3 separate regions of the Homo sapiens genome follow, and regions 2 and 3 are each linked to region 1. A link is a contact called in ENCODE Hi-C or POLR2A ChIA-PET data. All regions are on one chromosome and are shown on one strand. Each heading gives the region's core, a stretch centred on a gene start or an enhancer-like site at or near the end of the contact. The rest is flanking DNA. Distances are from core to core; before and after follow the strand shown. Region 1 holds the start of MDN1 (midasin AAA ATPase 1). Region 2 overlaps ANKRD6 (ankyrin repeat domain 6). Region 3 overlaps BACH2 (BACH transcriptional regulator 2).

Region 1 (2,798 bases), core at 274-2,773:
AGGGTGGGCCATTGCACTCCAGTCTGGACGACAGAGCGTGCCTCCGTCTCAAAAAAAAAAAAAAAAAAAAAAAAAAATTTAGGCCGGACACGGTGGCTCACTCCTACAATCCCTGCACTTTGGGAGGCCAAGGCGGGATGATCACTTGAGCCCAGGGGTTCCAGACCAGTCGGGGCAACAAAGGGGGACCTTACAACTACAAAAAAAAAATTTTTTTTTTAATTAGCCACACCTGGGACCCAAGTACCTGGGACCACACTCACCTGTCCCGTGGCTCACGCCTGTAATCCCAGCACTTTGGGAGGCTGAGGCGGGTGGATCACGAGGTCAAGAGATCGAGACCATCCTGGCCAACATGGTGAAACCCCGTCTCTACTAAAAATACAAAAAGTAGCTAGGCATGGTGGCGCTCGCCTGTAATCCCAGCTACTGAGAGGGTGAGGCAGGAGAATCGCCTGAACCCGGGAGGCGGAGGGTGCAGTAAGCCGAGATCGCGCCACTGCACTCCAGCCTGGCGACACAGCGAGACTCCGTCTCAAAAAAAAAAAAAAAGTGTCTTCAACTCAGATAGAAGGAGTCAATGAGAAGGTTCTTAAAAGCCCGAAGACCTATTTCCCAGAAAACTCTAATTAACCTTATAATTTGTATAGTTAGTTACAGTGAGTATGAGCTGTCTTGCTCTGTACTTCAGCTGTTGTAAGTGTTTACGAACTGTCTCCAAAAACAGATGCAAATTTCCCTCATGGCAGAGATCGTAACGAATTTATCTATCCACTTTCTCACAGCGCCACACCGTTCCTTACGCACAGCAGGAATGCAATCAGTATTTGTCGATGGTTCCCCAAACTAACAGGAGTGGCTGCACTACGCACACTTAGGTGATACGTACACTTGTCAAAACGGCAGAAACGCAACCTCAATTTCAGAAAAACAAACCACATTCCTTTGGGAAGGCCACCTCTGCCACAAGCAGCCAAAGCGCTTGCATAGGGGTGAGAGGCGATGGGAAGGGTACTGGAAGGCTCCCCCAGATAAAAACAAAAGACTCCTTCCAATCGCCTCAAACACGCTCGGAAACCTCCACGACCTGCGCCAGCCCACAGGAGGGGGCCAGCTTGACCTGAGGCTGCACCACTCCCCACTTAAAGCGGCGAGTATCGGCGGGGGAGCGCAGGAAGCTTACTAGTGGGGCGACCCAGTCGTTCCGGCGCTTTCCCTCTCCCTTCACGTCTTACCTGCTTGGCCAAGAACCTGCCCAACTCACTGCGGCTCTTCTCGTTCTTGGCTGCGATTAACCGCAGCGGCGCGGCTGCCACCTCCAGCAAGAAGTGCTCCATGACCCAGGGCCCTCACCCCGAGCGGCCACCTGCGCTCCCTACTTCGCGGCCAGCGTCCCCAAGCCGCCGAGGTCCCAGTGCCCGAGCAGCCAGCAACTACGCCCGCAGGAAAGGCGTCCTCAGCTCCAGCGCCTACACCGGGAGAGGGGCACCACACGTGGGTGAGCACACGGCGTTTGACGTCATCAGCTCGGGACGGCTACGCTGCGCCCTCCCGGCCTCAGCCCCTCAGCGGCGGAAACGCCAGTCTTCGCTGTCCCGCCTTTTCCGGGAGGGAAATGGAAACAAAAATCTAGTCGGTTTGGATGCAGGAGTGATGGGGACTCGCGAACACAGCACGTGGTGGGACAGAAAGAAGAGTGCGTTAGGCCGGGGAGGAAAGAGGGGGCGTGTGAGTCTCAGCCCACCGTGCCTTGCTTCTGCCTTAACACACGGAAAGATCAGATGTGAGAGAAAAGCTGATTCTCGGCCGGGCGCGGTGGCGCATGTCTTTATCCCAGCATTTTGGGAGGCCGAGGAGGGCAGATCACTTGAGGTTAGCAGTTCGAGACCAGCCTGGGCAACATGGTGAAACCCCCTTCTCTACTAAAAATACAAAAATTAGCCGGGCGTGGTGGCGCGCGCCTGTAGTCCCAGCTACTCGGGAGGCTGAGGCAGGAGAATCGCTTGAACCCGGGAGACGGAGGTTACAGTAAGCCGAGATCGTGCAGCTGCACTCCAGCCGCGCGACACAGCAGACTTTTACTGTCTCAAAAAAAGAAAGAAAAGCTGATTCTCCCCTTCTTGTTAGCGGTGGCAGTTACCCCCTGTATAGGTAGGGGTCAGCAGTAACCTTAGTTCTTGCCTCCTCAGAAGAAATAATTCCACGAAGGGCATAAGGCAGGATAGACCTAGACAAGTTTCAGAATAGAAGTAAAAGTTTATCAAAAAGCTTTAGAACGGGACGGAAAGAAAAGGAGGAAAGTACAACTTGGAAGACTGCCAAGCAGGCGACTTGAGAAACCAAGTGCGCAGCTTGACCTGTTGACTTGAAGTTTTATATGTTGGCATACTTTGGGGAACTTGCATTGCTTCTCCCCACTCCTGAGATCTTACTGGGAAGCTACTGATCAGTTTCAGGTGTTTTCTATTAGGAGACTGCCTTTCGCTGGCCCCGGTGAACGTTAGAGAAACAGTTAAGAACCGCCTGACCATCGTTTGATTGTCACCCAATAGTCCTGGTATGTGTGGGGTGGGGAGCGCTCTCCTGTTCTGCTCATACCTAACTAGTTAACATTCTGCCCCAGCAATTCCCCTTGTAGGACTCTAGCCTGCGGAAATCCTCACTAAGTGTGACAAAGACACCCCTTGCAGTTTTCTTAATACAGATATTGGAAGAAAATGTTCAATTGGGAATATTAAACTATGGGGTGTAAGTTATAGCATATTCTGGAAGTCATAAAAAATAGTAGAGTCCATAAC
Region 2 (2,700 bases), core at 148-2,647, 340 kb before region 1:
ATAAAGGCATTTCAATCTGAGGATATCTAACATGAATAACTTTTAGACTCACTCTGTCACCCAGGCTGGAGTGCAGTGGCGGGATCTCGGCTCACTGCAAGCTCCACCTCCTGGGTTCATGCCATTCTCCTGCCTCAGCCTCCTGAGTAGCTGGGACTACAGGCGCCTGCCACCACGCCTGGCTAATTTTTTGTAGTTTTAGTAGAGACGGGGTTTCACTGTGTTAGCCAGGATGGTTTCGATCTCCTGACCTTGTGATCCACCTGCCTCAGCCTCCCAAAGTGCTGGGATTACAGGTGTGAGCCACCGCTCCCAGCCTTTCTCATCTTTTTAAATCTGAAAACTGCCCACTACAGTGTTGCACTGGATGTAGTCCAGTGTGCACATCCACCCACAGTGAAAGTGAAACCAACCATGAGTTGAATGAAGTATTATGGGAGTGTTTGTGGGAAGCCTGACAAACCTAAAGTTTGCCTCTCATTTTCTAGTGTAGTAGTGGATTCTTGGTACGGTTATAAGCTGTTCTAGACAGTGCGAAATCTAGTGTTGATTTCACTTTGATTTGAAATTATTTGTGTTTTTACTTTGGCTCCTTTACAGCCAGAGTAAAACTTAACTTATATTCTTGTATTCCAAGTTTAACTTATTTTCCAAGTTTAGCTTAACCTATATTCTTGACCTGATCAGAATTTTTGGACTTTGGGTCAACCATAAAGAGGCTCAATATATAATGAGAAATTTGTCTCACTTTAAGTTGTCAGAAAGCAGCACCCAAAACGCTCTATGTAAAACATGAATAGATGCATGAAAATACAACTTATTTAAGAAACAAACCCAAGGAGCCCAAACCTAAAATCTGGACCTTTCTTACTTAAGCAAAAATATCAGAGTCATGCACGTATGACTCTTATTCCATGACTGTCTTCAAATTGACTCATCACATCCCTGTTTTCAAATTAAATAGTTGCCATATTCTAAATTCTGTTTATGAAGTTAGGAGGTAAACAGAAAACAATCTAAAACCTGCTTATTTCAATTGATTCTGTTTGTTAGCATATCTGTACTGGCATGAATATGATTGGAACATGCAGAGTTGTAGCACACCCTTATTTCTGGTTGATTGCCAAAAATAAAGACATCAAAGAAAATAGAAAAACTGGGCAACAAATCATAACTGCATAGGTTTTTAAATTTAGTAGTTATTCTAGATCTCTCTCCATAGCTTTTCTGAATGAAACTGTCCCTCTCACAGCCCCCAGCCTCCCACTGTCCTAGATAGATGAGGTGATTGTTCTCACCACCTTTGGATTTGTACATGTGTGGCATTGTTTTCATAGGACAGATTCCCAGATGTGGAAATGCTCAAAGAGAGTGAACATTTAACAAATACTGCCAGATTGTCCTCCAGAAAGGTTGTACCCATGTGCACATCCACCCACAGTGAAAGTGAAACCAACCATGAGTTGAATGAAGTATTATGGGAGTGTTTGTGGGAAGCCTGACAAACCTCAAGTTTGCCTGCCATTTTCTAGTACAGTAGTGGATTCTTGGTATGGCTATAAGCTGTTTTAGACAGTGTGAAACAATTTACAGGTATCTTTAGCAAAGAACATTTTCATAGGTACTTTTACATGAAAAGTGTTATAATATTAAAGAATCTTTTAAAATAATGCATAATGCCACTCTTGATACATTTTCATCTTTTGTAGATTATCATCTACATGTGAATATATTTTACCAGTTATAATTAATATGTGTATGTTTTTGTGTTTTTGTTTTTTTGTTTTGTTTTGTTTTGTTTTTTTAAGACGGATTCTTGCTTTGTTGTCCAGACTAGAGTGAAGTGGCTTGATCCTGGCTCACTGCAACCTCCGCCTCCTGGGTTCAAGCAATTCTCCTGTCTCAGCCTCCCGAGTAGCTGGGATTATAGGCGTGCACCACCATGGCCAGCTAATTTTTGTATTTTTTTTAGTAGAGACAGGATTTCGCCATGTTGGCCAGGCTGGTCTCGAACTCTTGACCTCAGGTGATCCGCCCACTTTGACCTCCCAAAGTGCTGGCACCCAGCCAATATGTGTGTATTTTTATCTTTGACTTTTTCCACAAAACTGTCTTATAAGCTGTTTCCTGTTTCTCCATATCTTTCATCATGGCTATTTAAAAGCTGCATGTTGTATTTTGTTATTATACCATACTTTGTTAATTCAGTTCTTAATATTGAATATTTAATATAAAACTAGATACTTAAACTGCATGTTCTTAAGTGATAAGGTTGATTGGTTTGATGTGGTTATAAAAGTAATACAGTGCTTATAGAAAAATTTGGAAGACACAAAAAAATAGGATGACACATACAAATTGTCCTGTAACTCCTGTTAATAAATTCTGTGAGCATTAGGATGTATTTCCTTCCTGTCTTTTCTTAATATTTTATTTTCTTGTTTTATAGTCTGCAACCATGCTATTTGTGAACAACATTCATTTTTACATGTTTTAAACTCTTTTCAAATATCATTTTTCCTTTTTTAAAAAATATGAAAGGTTTTTGTTTTGTTTTGTTTTTTGAGACGGAGTCTCGTTCTGTCGCCCAGGCTGGAGTGCAGTGGCACAATCTTGGCCCCCTGCAAGCTCCGCCTCACGGGTTCACGCCATTCTCCTGCCTCAGCCTCCCAAGTAGCTGGGACTACAGGCACCCCCTAC
Region 3 (2,700 bases), core at 117-2,616, 400 kb after region 1:
AGACCAATGATGCTACTGAAGATCCTACCACGTACAGGACACACCCCATAATAAAGTATTACTGGTCCAAAATGTCAATAGTGCTGAGATTGGGAAATCCTGACGGGGAGGGAACATTCAAGGATATGGGTAGACTTAAAATCATGCCAACTCATAATCACATTATAATAATGTGGCACCATGCAACTTGGGGTCCCCAAAATGTAAACAATTAACAACCATAAAAATTTACCAGTTCTCTCCTTGAGCGAAGTAAAAGCTGTAACTTACACAGAGTAAGACCATCAGAGTTGCCTGGAAGAAGTGGAACAGCTTCAGTGTTGGACTATGTTATCATCAATATCATCAGTGCCTTGTTTACTCCAGGTCAAGGTGTGATCTGAGTGTCTACTATCAAAATTCAGTGGTAGCTATTAACAGAAGGAGTTTATACGTGAAGTTCTATGGTCACTAAAACCGTCTAAATAACCTAAGAATATCTAGCTCTGGAAAAAACTGCAAAATGTTTCAACTTTTAAAATACCAACAAAATATGAGGAACAATGTTGATGTTGACCTACATTCTATCTAGGGTGGCTAAAAGAAATAGCTGCACAATAGGGTTCTAAATAAATGCAGAATTGAAGAAATGCATCATAACAAAGATAATCAGGGTGACTATTTTGAAATGCTCCCCATTTCTGTTTTTCTTTCTGTTTTCAAATATTCCCTCTCATCCACGCGGCATATTTTCATTACATTTGTTGTAAGAATGTACATTTAGATAATCTACTCACTATTCTTTTATGCATTCTTTTACTCCAGCCAAAAAGGGAAAAAGTCCCTATCCAAACAAAGCTAATGCATGTAAGCAAATTTGAAGGAAAAAAAGAATTTCATGAATGAGCGGGAGACAATTTTTTAATGGAATGTTTTAAAGGCTTGTGGTATAAACAGTAAACAAAATTGATTCACTAACATTAATACTGTTTGCCATGATGTGAGAGTTGGTCTTTTTTTTTAATGCCCCAGAAGCTAAAGGAAAATAAATACTGTGGTAGGGAAAAATAATACCTTACTTGGCATTTTGAAGTCATTGCTCAATCCTTCTTGAGCAAGAAAACCATAGTAATGACTTTGTTTTACCTACCGCAATTATGGTACACCTCGCAGCAATCCTTCACAATATTTTCCTCCCTCTGTTCAAGTCCTGCTAAATAATCTCTGGAAACCATTAACTAAGAGTACGGTTCCAATTTTCCTGTTCTCCCTCCTCTGCTGCCTCAGTGTCATGTTGGCGTCAGGACAAAGCAAACTTGTATGACATCACAGAGCAAACTCATTTTCTGTAAACCAGCCCCTTGGTAGTTTACCGCTACTGGAACCCAACGCTGTCAACAGTGTGGTCTTTGTTTGGTGGGTGTTGCTCTAAAAATTTTTTTAAAGTTTCCCAACACCTTCTTCTTTTAAACAGAGGCAAGCTGCTGGAGGCGCCGTCCTCGCCTGGCCCGCCCCACTCTGTAAACTAGACATTACCTTATACACAAATGACTCTAGGCATTCCTCAGTCTAGCTGCCTCACTGCAAAATTCCTATGCTCCTCAGCAGCAGGGCAGCGCACATTCCCCTGGCTTCCCCTCTTTCCTCTTCCCCCACCCTCCTCTTTTTCTTTTCTTTCTTTTTTTTTTTTTTAATTTCCACTGCCTCACTGTGTTTTTGTGTAAATGATCTCACATGACTCAACAAATCCATCTGCCTGAAGCAGGCCAAGTCTGGAGCCCTCCCAGGAGGGAGGAGAAGAATTGCTTTGTGGAAAGGACCTGGAGCTCTGCCCTTTCTCTGGCTCGAATTACCCGCCTGTCAGGCCTGACGGATTTGGCTAAAAATAAAAGGAAACGGGCCGTGAAAAGCAGATGAATGGGCTCAGCAGTTCCTTAGATAACACAGGCCTGCTGTTGCCCAAAGCTCCCCAAACAGAAACTTCAAATGCAGGGCCTCTGAGTCAGTGATGTGGCTTCCAGGTGAACGAGGCCTGTCAAATCCACTGGAGTTGGGGGACATGGCCTGGGCTGTGAATTTCGGTTTCCTTTCCGTGTGTGTGTGTGTGTGTGTGTGTGTGTGTGTGTGTGACACAGAGAGTGAGAGTGCACGCAAGAGAGATTGAGAGAGTGAGAGAACCAGTCTAGTATTAAAAGGTTCTCAGAAAACAGTAGACTTCAGTGGAGTGAAGGCTTGTAAAAAAAAGAAAAAAAATTGTTGTTTCCACTACAAAATTATCCTTCTCCCCACCTCCAACACCAGACATTTTCAGCCTCCCTATGATGTCACTTCTCTGTTTAGAGCCAGCAAAGAGCTAAAAGTCTTTCTTGTAAGTGTATGCCCAGCGCCTGCAGTGGGTATTAAGCACTTAGGTTGGCAATGTAATGACACACTGTAACAATCTGTAATATGAGGCAGTCAGCAAAGCCCTGGCTCTGAAAGCTATTTCTCCCGACCATTAACCATATGTTTGGCTCCTCAGATAGCCAAGCGGGTGTTCCAGCTTACCATCTGGTTTCTATCCACACAAGCAACTGCAAAGCACAGGCTATGTCCCTCTGGAGCTGTGTGTTTCTTTTTCTCTCTCTTTTCCGCTCTTCTCTTCCCCTTTCCTCCTCCCAGCTCCTTTGGTTCCTTCTGCTAAAGAATTCTCTGCCATTCATCACGTACAAAGAAAACTTT

Evidence for each region. A loop is a pair of places that touch in the nucleus more often than their neighbours do. ChIA-PET counts read pairs that join two places held with the same protein, here RNA polymerase II (POLR2A). Pooled maps may share reads with other maps.
Region 2: a loop to region 1 is called in a pooled map, with 2.8 times the contacts of the local background. The contact joins the enhancer-like site here to the promoter of MDN1 in region 1. A Hi-C loop is called at or near these places in 1 of 168 maps with a recorded cell type or tissue (tibial artery) and 1 of 50 pooled maps. POLR2A ChIA-PET finds 5 or more read pairs at or near these places in 5 of 52 experiments (GM10248, GM12878, H1 and 1 more).
Region 3: a map of sigmoid colon shows a loop between it and region 1 (3-fold over the local background). The contact joins the enhancer-like site here to the promoter of MDN1 in region 1. A Hi-C loop is called at or near these places in 4 of 168 maps with a recorded cell type or tissue (B cell, ascending aorta, sigmoid colon and 1 more) and 13 of 50 pooled maps. POLR2A ChIA-PET finds 5 or more read pairs at or near these places in 6 of 52 experiments (AG04450, MCF 10A, WTC11 and 3 more).

What each region holds. Positions count from the first base shown.
Region 1 is chr6:89,818,271-89,821,068 of GRCh38, forward strand. MDN1 (midasin AAA ATPase 1) reads right to left here and starts at 1,524. Exons shown (of 102, transcript NM_014611.3): 1 at 1,236-1,524. The coding sequence starts at 1,337. RefSeq lists enhancers at 1-601, 1,178-1,567, 1,222-1,841, 1,842-2,461.
Region 2 is chr6:89,474,399-89,477,098 of GRCh38, forward strand. All of the region lies in intron 1 of ANKRD6 (ankyrin repeat domain 6), which reads left to right. Among named protein-coding and RNA genes, the nearest start is that of ANKRD6, 43 kb to the left of the region's middle. Within about 2 kb of position 1,398, at least 2 of the 41 ENCODE cell types and tissues checked have a DNase peak (open chromatin) inside an H3K27ac peak, as active enhancers do.
Region 3 is chr6:90,216,850-90,219,549 of GRCh38, forward strand. The region is part of intron 3 of BACH2 (BACH transcriptional regulator 2); the gene reads right to left. Among named protein-coding and RNA genes, the nearest start is that of BACH2, 79 kb to the right of the region's middle. RefSeq lists an enhancer at 860-1,518. Within about 2 kb of position 1,367, at least 38 of the 41 ENCODE cell types and tissues checked have a DNase peak (open chromatin) inside an H3K27ac peak, as active enhancers do; they include B cell, ascending aorta and sigmoid colon, where a contact is called at or near this core.